Linked DNA regions of Homo sapiens: regions 2 and 3 are each linked to region 1. The links are chromatin contacts, found by Hi-C or POLR2A ChIA-PET in ENCODE. All regions are on one chromosome and are shown on one strand. Each heading gives the region's core, a stretch centred on a gene start or an enhancer-like site at or near the end of the contact. The rest is flanking DNA. Distances are from core to core; before and after follow the strand shown.

Region 1 (4,853 bases), core at 1,482-3,981:
TGTATTTCATGCCCCAAAAGTCTTATTTTAGAAGACAGGAAGCTCTGGGGACAGGGATTGCTTTTACGTGTTGCTACACCAAATAAAGCTAGCATAGATTTAAATTTTTTCTTCAAATTCCTCTTTGCATACTTTCCATTCTAGCTGTTTCATAATACTTGTTCTTATTCCCGTTTGCCTGATAACACCCCATTGCATTCATCTAGTGGTTACAGTTGCTGGGTGCTTTGCCACAAATCAGTCTCATTGAAACAGGTACAGGTGTACCTTATAGATGAGGAGATGGGGCTCAGTCAAGTGACAACACTTAGTGGATGAGCCCAGTAATGACATCTTTCTTCAATTCTAGATCTGTTTGCAGCCCCGGTTGGCTCCCACCCTAGCTTATGAAAGTAACAAAGCAACCAACATCCAAGATACCAGATTTATAGTCCATGAAAGTTATACAGAAAGCGCTGGAGCAGGACCAGAAATGACGAGACTATTACATTTTTATGAGACAGAGAAAAGGTCAGGGAAGAGTAGGTCATTCTAGTCCTCTGTTAGGAGAGATGTGAGCACTGATTTTTGGAGGGAACTCAGTGTTAAGGTCAGGTAAGCACTGAGAACATCCAGAACAAGGAAGAAATAAATCAATCTGATATGGTAATTAAACCAGAAAGGTCAAGGCAATTGCCAGACTAAGCGTTCACATAAGAAAATATGTTTAACAATGTGGAATAATCAGACCAAATTCATCGTATTTGACTTTTCCTTCTGGAAACTTTTTGGTGAGGGCCTGGACAGGACAGGAACCTTCTACAATTTACCTATGAAATCAGAAACAGACCAGCCCAAGTCCAGCAACATATAGTGGAAAGATCCCAGCCAGGATCCAGAAGGTCCTTTACTTAGGAGTTACATTAACCCAACCTCCTCACTGGGCCGCGTAAAGGTCCAGGTGAGATAGCACTGAAGGTATGTGAAACATACCCACCTAAGTTCTAAATAGCATCACAAACCCACTGGGCTTAAGCAATGTCCACAAGCAAGTAAAACAGGATGGGACTGAAAGCTGTAGGGAATTTCAGTATCGCTGACCTTCCCAATCTTAGATAAGCCCTGGCCCTGCTGGCCCACACCACCTGTCCATTGTCCAGCTTGGGTTATGGTGGCCTGGTCTGGCCTTCCCCTAGGCCTGTCTCCATGAGATGCAAGAGGTGGGGAAGTTAAGGGTCGGGCCTACACAGCTTAGAGAGCAAAAGCCCACCAACAGTTGGGCATCCTAGACCTCCAGGTGGAATGATCTACGTCAAGTTCATCCCTCCTTTCTGCCTCTCTCCTATTCACTTTCCCCAATTTCTGTATCCCATCAGACCTTTTTTCTCTGCATCCAATTCACTACCACCACCAAAAGCCGCCCTTTCTTCCCTCCTTGCCTCTGTTCTTTTCCTTCTGGCCCATTCGAATCCATGGGATACCAGCTGCATCCTTAAATAAATGCCAGGATTTCAGACTGGGGTCCCCGGTGCGGGTAGCTGGTGCGGGGTAATCACTGAGCCACGCATTTGGTGGGGGTAAGGTGGGCAGCAATGGCTCCAGAGAGGCCCACAACCTTTAGGAGTGCAAGATGAGGGAAGGGTGTTCTTGGCAGGATTTAAAAAGAGAGAGCCATTGAGTTGAACGCCCGAGAGTAACCTCGAGTGCAGACGGACCTGTTGCCAAGCCAGTCTAGTGCTGCTAAATCCACCGGCTCAAGGCCTCACTCGACCTGGGCTTTGCAAACCCCAGGCCGTTCTCCTTCCACCAATCCCGGACGCCGGTCCCCAAGAAGGCCGGCTCGAGCTTGGGGTGAGTCTAGATAATCCCTGGAGCGTGGGAACCCGAGCTGCTGGGCGGTTTTTCCCAGGTGGCCATTGAGGAACTTCTTAGACAAGAGTCCCAGCAGGAGCGATCTCCGGCCGGGGACGAGCTTTCCTTCTCGCCACCCAGTCTGGATGGAGAGTGCGGGACAAGCGCGGAGTCCCACACCTGGCTGCCTGCGCTCCCGCTCCTTTCAGCGGCGCGCAGGGGCGGCCATCTTCCCCGCTGGGGGCGCCAAAGCCGTCTGGCCCGAGCGCCCCTCTTGGGGAGTCCCTGCCTCCAGACAAACCCCGAGGAAGGGGAGGACGCGTGGGTCCCGGCGCGCGCGGTAGATGCTTGCCCTGTTCTCCACCGCTGGGACTTTCACCGCAGCGCCGCCTCCCCGGGTCCCAGATCCGGTCTCCACCCCAGTCGGCCCAGAGGAGGAGGAGGATTGGGGAGGGGGTACGAGTGCAATAGATGCACTTTCCTTCCCTACAGGACGTCCCAAGCTCCATTCAGCGCCGGAGGTCTGTTTGGCCCACGGGGAGCCAGGGATCCTGACTCCGCCTGCAGCAGAGAAGGGTGGCTGGGGCGCCCCCAGACCCTTACCGTTGCATCTTCTCCAGCGTAGTGCCCGATGACCCGCTGGCCCCCCGGGTGCTGGATGGACCATTTGGTGATGTTGTAAACCTTGCGGTCAATGACCAGCCACCTGTCGGTGCGCAGGTTATGCTTCTGAATCTCCTCCCAGCTGAAGGTGGGCACCGACACCTCGCGCTCGGCGGCCCCCTCGCCCTGGTTCCCTCCCTTCCCCATGCTGCCTGCCGACTGTGACGCCCCGTGCACTGCGGCCTCCCCGCGCCGGCTGCTCGCTGCACAGACGGCTGCCTCCCAGCCGGTGTGTGCAGCCCGGGCCCTCTTCGCTTTCGGCTTTTGTCTTCTCCTACTCCTCCCACCGCGCCCCCTCCCCCAGCCTTCTCGCCTGCGCTCGGGAGTGTCCCTGCCTTCCTGGCGGAGGATCCCTGGCTTCCCAGTGCCCCCAAGCGGTCCCCTTCCTCCGCCCCTCCCTCAGCCCTCCCGCTATGGACTTTTGCCTCCAGTAAAAACTCCCCGGGAGCTCAGGGCCTCGACACCTCCTCTGCCCGCCCCTCCGGCTCCCCCCGCCTCGGGTTCCACATCCTCCCGCGTTCCCCGCCGCCCGAGTTTCCACAGCGATCAGCAGAGCGCCTGCACCAATCCGGTCGCGTCGCCCCGCCTGCCATTGGCCCAGGAGGATCTTTCGAAGGCCAGCGGGCTGGAGCGGCGGGTCCCCGGCTCCCCCGCCCTCCCGCGTGGAGTCGAGCCCTGCTGCGAGGCAGGCTACGTGTCCGACCTCCTCCCTCCCCCACTCTCCGGCCCCGGGCGCCGGAGGAGATCCTAGAGGAGATCCCGGTGGGGGCAACGAATGGGCTCCGCGCGCTCCGGGGCGCGTGCGCGCACGCCCGGCGCTCTGGGGGTTTGCACCTGATGCCGACACAAAGCCGGCGCGGCCACCAGGGTGCCAGCAAGCGGCCGGGCGGGTGGACCGGCGGGCTGCGGGGCACTCAACTCCAGGGCCGGCTTGGCTAGGTGACGCCCTTCCTTGGCGCGCGGCAGTCGAGACTCCAGTATCCCACATTGTCCGCGCCATCCACATTCTGGCGCCTTTCTGCAACCTCCCTAGAGACACAAGCCGGCCTTGGATTAGAGGGCTTTGAACCCTCTAGTCAGACAATCTTAGAAAAGAATTGCGGAACCTCTGCTCTGCTTTCTTGGTCTGGGCGCCATGGCTGCGGTGAGGGGGAAGGGAGGGGAAGGCAGAGGAAGGGGGCGATGAGGAACTGGCGCGGTCCTTGCCCTGGTCTCAGTAAGCTCAGTCTCTTTGGGAATCGTGGAAGCAGACACATCATTGGGCAGTGATGTTGTGCAGACTCCAGCAAATAAAGACTGCCGTATCGAAGGGATAGGAGGAGGGTTAGGTCTTTTAGGCGTGGGGCAAGAGACAGGCCCCTCAGACCCCAGCTGGATGGGGCGGCTTAGTGCCGGGCGTCCTGGGGGAAATGGGCCTGACTGCATCCGGAGGGCTAACGGGACACGTGGGAAGTAAGGATGAACAGAGAGGGTGGGGTGCACGAGGCTTGGGAATCACTAGAGGAGTTATAGGGCCCTCAGATTTCAATGGGATTTACAGGTGCCTGTGTGCTAGCACACCCTAATCATTAGATTCTCATCACAGGCTGAGAGGTAAACAGGACGCATATTATTACATCTCACTTGAAAATGGAGAGCCTGAGATTGAGAGAGATGGTCAAACGGGCCCTGCCCAATCTAAATTTCACAGCAATGCAGGGGTGGTGGGGGGATCACTCTGCCCAACTGGTGGGGTTGTACTTGGGGGGGCAGATGGGCTCCCTTTCCTCACATTCACACAGTCCCCAACCTCTCCCATCACATTTCATGCTGGTGTCAGCCCTGAGCATCCTTCATTCACTCCACAGACTGCAGACATAAAGACAGTAAGGCCTCTCTGTCTTTGAGTGTGAGCAGACATCCCAAACAAAAGCCTTCTGTACAAAATAAGAGGATGAAGCAAGACCTCCAGAGAGTATGGTGGCCTTGAGGACTGTCAAACGTTGACGGAAATGGAACCAAGAAAATTATTTTCTCAGAAATGGATTAACATACCATATAGATAACTTTAATGAACATTTGTAAAGGGTGTGGAGCTCGGAGCAGGGAGTGATAGCTGAAAGGCAGAACCAGGGAGTATCTCACAGAGGCTTTGAAGGTTCAGGCCCTAAAAGGGAGCACGTATGGGTGGCCTGTGTAGGGTGGCTGAGAAGCGTGGACCGGCCAGGGCCTGGGGTCCCCAGCGGCTCCCAGCACAGTACCAGCCAGGGTAGGTCCTGAAAAAACATAAAAACATGTGTTGAAGACACAAATGAATGAATGAAGTTCAAAGAATGGCTCCAATGAGGCCGGCGGTAGATGGGGCTCAAATTGAGAAAAGC
Region 2 (4,853 bases), core at 1,520-4,019, 500 kb after region 1:
GTGGTGAGCCGAGATTGCGCCATTGCACTCCAGCCTGGGCAAAAAGAGCAAAACTCCGTCTCAAAAAAAAAAACCCAAACTAAAACAAAACAAAACTTCCCAACAGCCCTATGGAGGAAAGATGAGCCCAGTGAGGAAACTGAGGCACAGTTAAACTATTTTGCCCAAGGTCACACAGCCAGCAGGTGTCCAGGTCTGCCTGGCTCCAAAGCTGGTTCCCTTTTGGCCATATCATGCTGCTTTCTCGAGGGGCTGGAGGGAAGTGGAGGGTGACAGAGGTTGCCCTAGAAAGGACATGGGTTTGTGGCTCTCAGAGCCTACCAGGGACTGGAACACACAATGAAGTTGTGAGTTGGCCTCACTCCAAGCCCAGCCTCCAGCAGCACTACCCTCCAAGAAAGTGGCCTGCTCCCCATCATGATAATCTGTCTTTTACAGAGCCAGAAGAGGGTTTAGGGACCAGTGCTATCCCTGGTTTCAGTGGCCTGAAAGGATGGAAAAGGAAAGGAAGTCAAGTGAGGCCTCCAGGACTCTGCTTGATCAACACCACACAACCACTGGAGGTAGGCCTTAATTTGCCTTATAATGCAGATGAAGAAAAAGAGGCGCAGAGAGGTCTGTAAAAGGTCATGCAGCTGGTCAGTGGCAGGCTGAAATTTGAATCCAGATATGTTCAAGGCTTGTTTTGGTTCAAATCAGTGGGCCTGGAGCAAAGCCCAGGGACATGGCCAGCCTCCCACACTGTAGATCCCAGCTCCAGACCGGCCCACATAAGCCCCAAGGTTAGGAACGGTCACATGGTCATTCTTCACGATTCCTTCTGTGACCGGTACAATGTCTATTACAGAGCAGGTAACTGTTACTGTTTTACTCTGAATGCAAGACCCAGATAAGGGGCAGAGTGGCTCTGAAGGGACTCAAGAGGCTGCAGCCCCAGGCCTGGCTGGGACCAGCAGCCTCCAGGAAACAAAGAAAAGCAGGGATCAGACCCTGGGAGAGAGGATGACCCTCTCTCTTCACCCGTGAGCCTCAGGAGGCAATAGCATCTCTCAGTCAAAGTGTAAGGAGCTTTAGCTTGCCCAAGGCTGGGATCCTGCTTTGAGACCATGCTGCCATTCCCGTCCCGGCCCTGTATGACTCACCATGGTGTGGAGGCTCTGAAACAGGCTGAGTTCACACCGTTGCACTGAGCTGCTGGAGGATGGACAATCCTGTGCTACCTGGGTCTGAGTACAGTGGAGGCAGCAGCAGCACCTGCAGGAGTGGGTAACGATACAAGCTGCGGAAGGAACTCGCAGTCGACTGGCACAATCACGCCTTCAGCACCCTAGTAATTAGGGAGCTGCCCCAGACTTCGGTCCAAGTCCAAACTCTAGTACATGGGCTACGGATGGAGAAGAGTGTGGGGCTGACCAAGGTTCATGCCTGCACTTCACTGCCAGAAGACAGATCAATCCATGTCAAGCACAGGTCTGCCTTTATGTCCAGGAACAGCACCCACTTCATCACTAAAGGACAGTGATCCTCAGAATAACTATCTTTTACACGGGCATCACATGCAGCGAAAAAGTTAACAAAGCTCGTCACACGCTTGCCCTCACTGGCCTTGGCACCAAAAGGGAAGGGAATGGGGGGAGCTAGCCAGGTTTGTGACCCATTTTACTTCTGGGAAACAGACTCAGAGAGCTCTAGGGACTTGTCCAAGGTAATACAGGTAACAGCCAGAATCTAAACCAATGTCTAGTTTTTCTACAGAGTGTGTTTTTACTACTGATAATTCAGTGCCTCCAAAGTCAGGCAGAGTCTCTGCTATGGGAAAGGCAAGATGTAAACCACGATGACTTTCTAGCTTTTCCTCAGTTCAGCCTGGTTCAGCAGCGTGTTGGCCTCTGTGTGGGTGCACAATAGGAAGAATCAACATAGCTCTGCCTCAGCCTACTTGGGGTTGTGGGGAGGGTCTTAGGTAAACCAATTCCTCCCTAAGCCTCAGCTTCCTCATCTGTAAAATGGGGGTTGGCTCCTCTCTGGCATTCTGCGAGTGTGCCAAGCCACGTGGTATTCCTCTTGTTCCCGGGGAGCCTGTTTGATGTGGGGTACCCTGGAGGCTGCAGGGCTGACGGCTCTCCTGGCTCATTAAGGTTCCCTACGGAGAAATACTGGTTTTGTGTTTGAGGTTCGAATTTGTAGAGCAATAGGGGCACTAATAACGTTGGGCAAGCAGACCGGTGGGCCCTTTGAAGTCTGAAGAATCAACGCGCAAAAGGGAGGAGGTGAGCAGGTGGTCGTTCAAACGTCAGGCGAGGGCACCAGCTGGATCTGGAGGAACTGAGACAGTGAAAGGAAAGCAGGCAAGGTTCTAGTCTGGGATATGCACGAATCGCGGTCTCCCTTCCCTCTCTATGCCTCCGCAGTCCTTCCCGTTCCCAAAGGAGGAACAGCCCGAGGGCTCCTGGAGCAACGGAAGGAGGACTGGATGCGGGGAAGGGCAAAGGGCGCGGAACGGGGTGGGGAGTCTGCGGGCGAGCTCGGAGGACACTGGCGCACCTCCCCCGCCGGCTCACGGCCGCATCCGCCACATCCGAAGGCGCCGCGACTTCCCGGAGACCCCGAAGCGTGCGCTCTCATCCGGGTCCTGCGGGCGCTGGCGGAAAGAGGCGAGGCGGTGCCTCCGGGGGCGGGGCCTCCTTCGGTTGGCGGCCTCGGGCTTCGGGAGTCCTCCAAGAGGCCAGGTGAGGCCGTCCCGTGATGCCCCGCGCCCCGGCCGCTCTGGCCTGCAACGTGTCTCTGGGGCGGAGGCAGCGGCAGTGGAGTTCGCTGCGCGCTGTTGGGGGCCACCTGTCTTTTCGCTTGTGTCCCTCTTTCTAGTGTCGCGCTCGAGTCCCGACGGGCCGCTCCAAGCCTCGACATGTCGTACAACTACGTGGTAACGGCCCAGAAGCCCACCGCCGTGAACGGCTGCGTGACCGGTGAGGCTGCCGGGGCCGGAGACCCCGGCGAGTGAGGGAGTTGGGGGGAGCCGCGGCCTAGGGAGGCCCGCCGCCCCGGGGGCGGCCGGGCAGGAGTGGGCCCGGCGAATGGAAGGCGCTGGCGGCCGAGGAACCTCCCCCAGCACCGCGACCTCGAAAGAGTCGTCCCTGTACGCGCTTTTTGGGGGTTGGAAGCCGCTCTCGAGGGTCCCCTTTCGTCCTGGGGAGGTCATTCGGCCTCGAGAACAGGGCGGGCCCAGTGAGACAGAGGAGTGTGAGTTGGTTGTGCGGTGTCGTTTGGGCCCGGAGATTGGCTTTCTGTGGCCAGGAAAAGGGGAGGTGGTAATGACGACTTTGGGGTCAAGATTTTCCTGTGGGGAAGTCTGGGGGGCCCAGGAGGTGGAGGGATGTGAGGAATGCCCGCATTATCCCACAGAGGGAGAGGAGCCCTCTTCAGGCTAACCCCTTTGCCTGGGGCTGTTGTTTACATGAGGGCCCTGCTGGAGAAGAGGGTTTGGTTTGCCTGGCCCAGTGCTGGGTTTGCCTTGTTGACGATGCGCTTGGATTGTTAAGGACACCGATGTTCAGAACCCGGGAAGAGTCATCTTAACCCACATTCTCAGCTGAATATGCAGACCCCAAGCTTGCATGTTTATATACACCCTAATCATGATTCCAAAACAAAACTGTTGTTCAGAGTTGGAGGTAGCTGAGTGTGGATGGAGGTATTGGTAGACTGCCAGGAGGGCAGGGGGTGTGGACAAAACAGTGTTTTCATATAAAGCTCTGGGACTTCTTCATTTGACTTGGTCTGTCAGATAAAAGTTTTGTGAGACTTTAGATGAAGACTGGAAGAAGTGAACACTTTCTCCGGCATTCTCAATTAGAGCCTGCCACTGTAACTGTAATAGAGTAAAATTGGAGGGGCAAGAGGCATGAGAAGGGATTACGCAGTCATTGTCATTTGGAGGACACACGGCTCTTAGGTCCAGTCCAGTTTTCTTAGTCTGATTAGGGAAGTAGCTTTGTTGAATGCATGAACTGAGACTCTTTGAGGTGCCGGATTTGGCAAGAAGGGGAGTAGCTGGAGGGAGTTGGAGAAGTATGTGAAGTAAATGAGAATTCTGGAGGTATTTAGACATAAGTGATAGGATTATTTTGAAGGGATGGGAGGCCCTTCCCCTGAGTTCAAAAGTTAGAGGGTCTGTTCTTTCAGGACACTTTACTTCGGCCGAAGACTTAAACCTGTTGATTGCCAAAAACACGAGATTAGAGATCTATGTGGTCACCGCCGAGGGGCTTCGGCCCGTCAAAGAGGTGGGCATGTATGGGAAGATTGCGGTCATGGAGCTTTTCAGGCCCAAGGTAAGTGTTGCAGTTGGGACAAGCAGTGGAGGGGGAACTGTTGGTCGTAGGTTGTTTTATGTTATTTTTGTTTGTTTATTTATTTTCTTTGAGACGGGGGTCTCACAGTGTTGCCCAGGATGTCTTGAACTCCTGAGCTCAAGCAATCCCTCCACTTTAGCCTCTGGAGTAGAGTAGCTGGGGTATTGTAGGCATGCCACCGTGCTTGGGCTGTGTTAGGTTGTTTTGCGAATTCTTGGGATGGGTGGAATATGCTTTAGGAGAAAAACTCTTCTCTTTTTTCTCTCTTTGGATAGCAAATTTCAGTATGTACTCTTGACCAAGCTTTCTAGAAGTAAAAGGAGAGATTCATTAGGGAAACATTTATGAAGTTGACTTCTTTAGAAGGGAGAAATTAAAGCAGTTTGTTTCAGAGGATAGGCTACAGAGTGGGGCAGTCCTGGCTTCATTTCTTGTTAATTCTGACTTTAGGTGCCACTTAAGGCACCTTTCAGATCAAATCCCCTGGGTTGTTGTGACGAT
Region 3 (4,853 bases), core at 1,369-3,868, 400 kb after region 1:
GAAATGAGAAATTCGTTTCTCAAAGTATGTCACTACAAAAAAAAAAAAGTCAACGAAATATAAAGGATGACAAGAGTGGAAAAGAGGAGCAAAAAGGTTGTAAGACAGAGAACAGTTTACAAAACGGCAACAGCAAGCACAGTTGGCCCTCCGTATCTGTGGGTTCCACACCTGTAAATTCAACCAACTGCACACTCAACCAACTGTGGATCAAAAATATTCAAAAGAAATAAATAATACAACAATTAAAAAACAACTAAGATATAGTATAACAAGCATATACATAGCCTTGACATTGTTTTCGGTATTATAAGTAATCTAGAAATAATTTAAAGGATATGGAAGTATGTGTGTAGATTATATGCAAATACTATGCCATTTTATATAAGAGACTGAGCTTCTGCAGAGTTTGATATCCACAGCGGATCCTACAACAGTCATCCCATGGATACAAAGGGATGATTGTACTTCCCTATTTTATTTATTTTTTGAGACAAGGTCTCACTTCCAATGCCCAGGCTGGAGTGCTGTTGCAAAATCAAGGCTCACCGCAGCCTTGACTTCTCAGACGCACTCCCGCCTCAGCCTCTCAAGTAGCTGGGACTACAGGTGTGTACTACCACACCTGACTAATTTTTTTTAGTAGAAAAGGGGTTTTGCCATGTTGCCCAGGCTGGTCTCGAACTCCAGGACTCACACGATCCACCCACCTCGGCCACTATTTACTTTAGGTATAAATGGATTAAACTCCAGGCCTGGCGCGGTGGCTCACGCCTGTAATCCCAGCACTTTGGGAGGCTGAGGCGGGCAGATCACGAGGTCAGGAGATCGAGACCATCCTGGCTAACACGGTGAAATCTCGTCTCTACTAAAAATACAAAAAATTAGCCAGGCGTGGTGGGGGGCGCCTGTAGTCCCAGCTACTCCTAAACCAGGAGATTGGCGTGAACCCAGGAGGTGGAGCTTGCAGTGAGTCGAGATCATGCCACTGCACTCCAACCTGGGCGACAGAGCGAGACTCTGTCTCAAGAAAATAACATAACATAACATAACCTCCCCAACCAAAAGACATGAAGTGGCTGAATATAATGAATTAAAAAAAAGATTCAACTATATGCCGCACAAGAGACATTTTATTAAAATCTGGAAATCAATGGCAAAAGAAAAGGTGGAAAATTCACAAATATGTGGAAATTAAACAACACACTCTTGAACAATCAATGAGTCAAAGAAGACATCAAAAGGAAAATTAGAAAATATCTTGAGACACGCCGGGAATGGTGGATCACACCAGTAATCCCAGCACTTTTTGGAAAGCTGAGGCAGGAGGATCACTTGAGGCCAGGAGTTTGAGACCAGCCTGGGCAACATAGTGAGAACCTGTCTCTACGAAAAAAAGAAAAAAGAAGGGAAACAACAGGCCGGGCGCGGTGGCTCACGCCTGTAATCTCAGCACTTTGGGAGGCCGAGAAGGACGGATCACCTTAAGTCTGGAGTTCGAGACCTGCCTGGCCAACAAGGTGAAACCCCATCTCTACAAAAATACAAAAATTAGCCAGGCATGATGGCGATGCCTGTAATCCCAGCTACCTGGGAGGCTGAGGCGGAAGAATCGCTTGAACCCGGTAGGTGGAGGTTGCAGTGAGCCAAGTTCGTGCCATTGCACTCCAGCCTGGGCGACAAGAGCAAAACTCCGTCTCAAAAAAAAAAAAGGAAAACAACAAAAAACAAACAAAAAGGAAATATCCTGAGACAAACTAAAACCCAACATATACAAAATTATGAGATGCGACAAAAGCTGTACTAAGAAGGAAGTTTATAGTGTAAACGCCTACATCAAAAAAGAATAAAGATCGAGTCCCTGGGTCTGCAGGAAAAAAAAAAAAGAATAAAGATAGGGATGGGGGTAGGAGGGGAAGATAGAGGCAAAGTTAGTTACTTTATAACAGCAGGCTAGGAAAAAAGAATAATAAGTTCCAGTGTTCTATTACATATTAGAGTGACTACAGCTAATAACACTGTACTGTATATGTCAAGATGCTAGAAAAAGATCTTGAAAAGTTATTACCGTAAATAAATGATAAAGATTTGAGGTGATGGACATGCTAACTACGCTGATTTGATTATTCGATGTACACATGTATTAAAACATTATACTGTACCCCCATAAACACGTACAATTATATGTCAATTATAAACAAACAAAAAGCTGAAGATACTATGTGAAACCACGAAAAGCATTAAAGACTAAAGAACGGGGAGAAGGGGAGCCCAGGGAAGTTGGGCTAATCCCGCCTGGGACGTAGGTGAGAGGCGAATTGGGTCTTGGACGATGACTGATCGTTTAAGCAGATATTTCCAGACCGGCACACAGTAGGCTCACCAAAGAATGGAAGCGACCTTTATTTCCTGAGTTGCAGGATCGGCCTCTCCCTGGGCCTGCCCTTGCCCTGCGCTATCGGGCAGACGAACTCTCCCCAAGATAGAGACCACAGAGGAAGACAAAGGGTAATCCCCGCTGCCGCCCGCCCCGGACGCTAGAACGTTCTCTCTCCTCACCAGCGACGAAGTCGAGAACACTGTAGACACCGCCATTTTCCCCACCTGCACCGGAAACCGGCTGCGCGGGCACTTCCGGGAACTCCTAGCCGCCCGGCCAGCCGACCACGGCAGCCACGGAGGAGCTGAGCCGGAAGGTGCGTCCCTGCGCATGCCGGAAGTGGCGGTGCGTGTGACGCCGGCGGCGGGGGGGGCGGGACCTGGGGCGGAGAGCGGTTCGCGCGCTTCGGGCCTAGTCCGGACTCGCCGCCGCCGCCGCCATATTCCCGGTAACGGGGGCGCGCGGTCGGGGGCAGGTTGGGCCGGAAGAGGGGTCCGGGCCGGCACTGAGGCGGGAAGGGGGTCGGTTGAGATGGGACGGCCGGAGTCTGCGGGCGGAGGGAGTCGCGGGCCTTTTGAGGGAGGAGGCAGAGCGCGCCGGGCCGGGTTTGTCGGGAGGGAGCGGGGCGGGCCTAGCTGGGGGCGAAGAGTAGGCCTGGGTTGGGGGCAGAGGCGGCTGGAGCTGCTTGACACCTGGGGGCTCTGGCCGGAGCCGCCTTGGGGGCTAGGCAGGTGCAGCGGATAGGGGCTGCGGGCTTCGCCGCGGTCATTCTTCGCAACGCCGTCCTAGGGCCACTAGGACCCGAGGGTGGGACTTTTCCGTCGCGCCATAGGCAGCTGCGGCGCAGACGCGGCGCTACCCGGGTCGGGCCCGAGGGTGATGGGCAGCGACCCCCGGCGGCCTGGGAGAGCGGTGGGCGGCGCGAGGCCGGGGGCGGGGCGGAGCGGGTGGGGCCGAGCTGGGGCCGCCAGGATGCTGCGTCTCTGGAGATGGGAGGTTAGCAATCATTACCCTCTTCCCAGCCCAGGACCCTCGTGCCTTCTAATTCTTGCATTTTTCCGAATCCCGCAGTGGCATCTTCCTTACTTTGTCCATCCTCCGGACTCGCGATCTTCCTTCCGGAGCCATGTCAGAAGGAGTGGACTTGATTGATATATATGCTGACGAGGAGTTCAACCAGGTGAGGTGTCATCAGGAGCTTTGGGATTTTCCTTGATCATCTGAGGAATCATTTTCAGCAAACTGGCAGTGGTTTCAAGCTGTACCAGTCCTAGGCTTGAACACGCGTCTATCCGGTCTAAAATTTTTCTCCTGCAGAAACTTTAAAGACTACACTCCATTCCTCTTTATGTTAATTTGAAGCTCCAGGCTTAATTTTAAAGGCTTTGATTTAAGAGCAAATAAAAAGCAGGTGTAATAGAATGGTGAATCAACCTGTGGAATTTACTCCCCAGGAAGCCAAAGGTGGGTGTCAGACTAACCACACTTAAAAATCAAAAGTACATTTGCTACGGTATTCATGAGGACAGTGTTGATACCGGTTCCTTTACATTCTCAACCTGCAGCTGGAGAAGTGTAGTCCCCTCCATCGTGACAGTGCAAAAGCAAAGTAGAAAAGATGACTTTAACATTTAGTTTCAACTCCATTCCAATTAAGTTTTACTTCCTTTTATAAGTAGGTTGACTCCAGTCATGAGAAGTCCACAGGCATTTTGGTATAATAAATTGTATTGGTTACCTTTAGTCTTTCTAGAGGGAATAAAAGAGTAAAGACGTTAGACAAACCAGTTAGAAAACTGATAATAGACCCATGCACATACCCTCAGTTGGATTTGTTTTTATTGTACCAGGGAACATTATACAGAAATTTATCTAGAGCTGGGCAAGGTGGCTCTTGACTGTAATCTCAGCTGCTCTGGAGCCTGAGATGGGAAGATTACTTAAGACCAGAAGTTCAATACCAGCCAGGGCAACATACCAAGACCCAGTCTACAAAAATGTAAAAAAAAACAACAACGAGATATGGTGGCTTGTGCCTGTAGTCCCATCTACTCTGGAGAGTGAGGCAAGAGGTACTCCCTGAGCCCAGGAATTCAAGGCTGCAGTGAGCCATGATTGGGCCGCTGCACTCTATCCTGGGCAACAGAACAAGACCCTGACTCTTAAAAACACAAGAAAAATTCTCTCAAAGAAATAATCTTCCATGCAGTTAAGTTTTTCAGTCTTGAGGTCAATTCTCAAGAATGTTCCAAAATTTCTATTGAAAACGTACTAATATCTTGCCTGGGTTATTTTCAGCACCATTCTATGTAAGTAAGCTGGCTCTTCCCATTTGCATCTTCCAGTGGGTACACATAAGGACCTGGTAAGAGCATGTATTGAATGGGTTAGAAAGGGAAAGTTCCCTGGTTTGACCCTGACTTTGATATGAGGCAACAGAAGAGGCGGATACATGCCATTTATTTTTCACTTG

What was found. A loop is a pair of places that touch in the nucleus more often than their neighbours do. ChIA-PET counts read pairs that join two places held with the same protein, here RNA polymerase II (POLR2A). Pooled maps may share reads with other maps.
Region 2: a loop to region 1 is called in a map with no recorded cell type, with 6 times the contacts of the local background. The contact joins the promoter of DDB1 here to the promoter of FADS2 in region 1. A Hi-C loop is called at or near these places in 1 of 37 single-sample maps with no recorded cell type and 5 of 50 pooled maps.
Region 3: a loop to region 1 is called in a pooled map, with 16 times the contacts of the local background. The contact joins the promoter of SDHAF2 here to the promoter of FADS2 in region 1. A Hi-C loop is called at or near these places in 1 of 37 single-sample maps with no recorded cell type and 6 of 50 pooled maps. POLR2A ChIA-PET finds 5 or more read pairs at or near these places in 2 of 52 experiments (AG04450 and activated naive CD4-positive, alpha-beta T cell).

What each region holds. Positions count from the first base shown.
Region 1 is chr11:61,826,178-61,831,030 of GRCh38, reverse strand. It overlaps FADS2 (fatty acid desaturase 2), which reads right to left and starts at 2,731. Exons shown (of 12, transcript NM_004265.4): 1 at 2,434-2,731. The coding sequence starts at 2,640. RefSeq lists silencers at 2,666-2,765, 2,786-2,885, 3,006-3,445 and enhancers at 3,037-3,714, 3,715-4,392.
Region 2 is chr11:61,331,021-61,335,873 of GRCh38, reverse strand. It overlaps DDB1 (damage specific DNA binding protein 1), which reads left to right and starts at 2,769. Exons shown (of 27, transcript NM_001923.5): 1 at 2,769-2,966; 2 at 4,183-4,331. The coding sequence starts at 2,906. It overlaps TKFC (triokinase and FMN cyclase), which reads right to left and starts at 2,646. Exons shown (of 18, transcript NM_015533.4): 1 at 2,545-2,646; 2 at 1,143-1,254. The coding sequence starts at 1,145. RefSeq lists enhancers at 2,162-2,684, 2,685-3,207 and a silencer at 2,507-2,766.
Region 3 is chr11:61,427,889-61,432,741 of GRCh38, reverse strand. SDHAF2 (succinate dehydrogenase complex assembly factor 2) reads right to left here and starts at 2,618. Exons shown (of 4, transcript NM_017841.4): 1 at 2,560-2,618. The coding sequence starts at 2,595. CPSF7 (cleavage and polyadenylation specific factor 7) reads left to right here and starts at 2,767. Exons shown (of 10, transcript NM_001142565.3): 1 at 2,767-2,828; 2 at 3,452-3,560. The coding sequence starts at 3,507. RefSeq lists enhancers at 2,488-2,547, 2,904-3,552 and silencers at 2,494-2,829, 2,688-2,857, 2,968-3,397.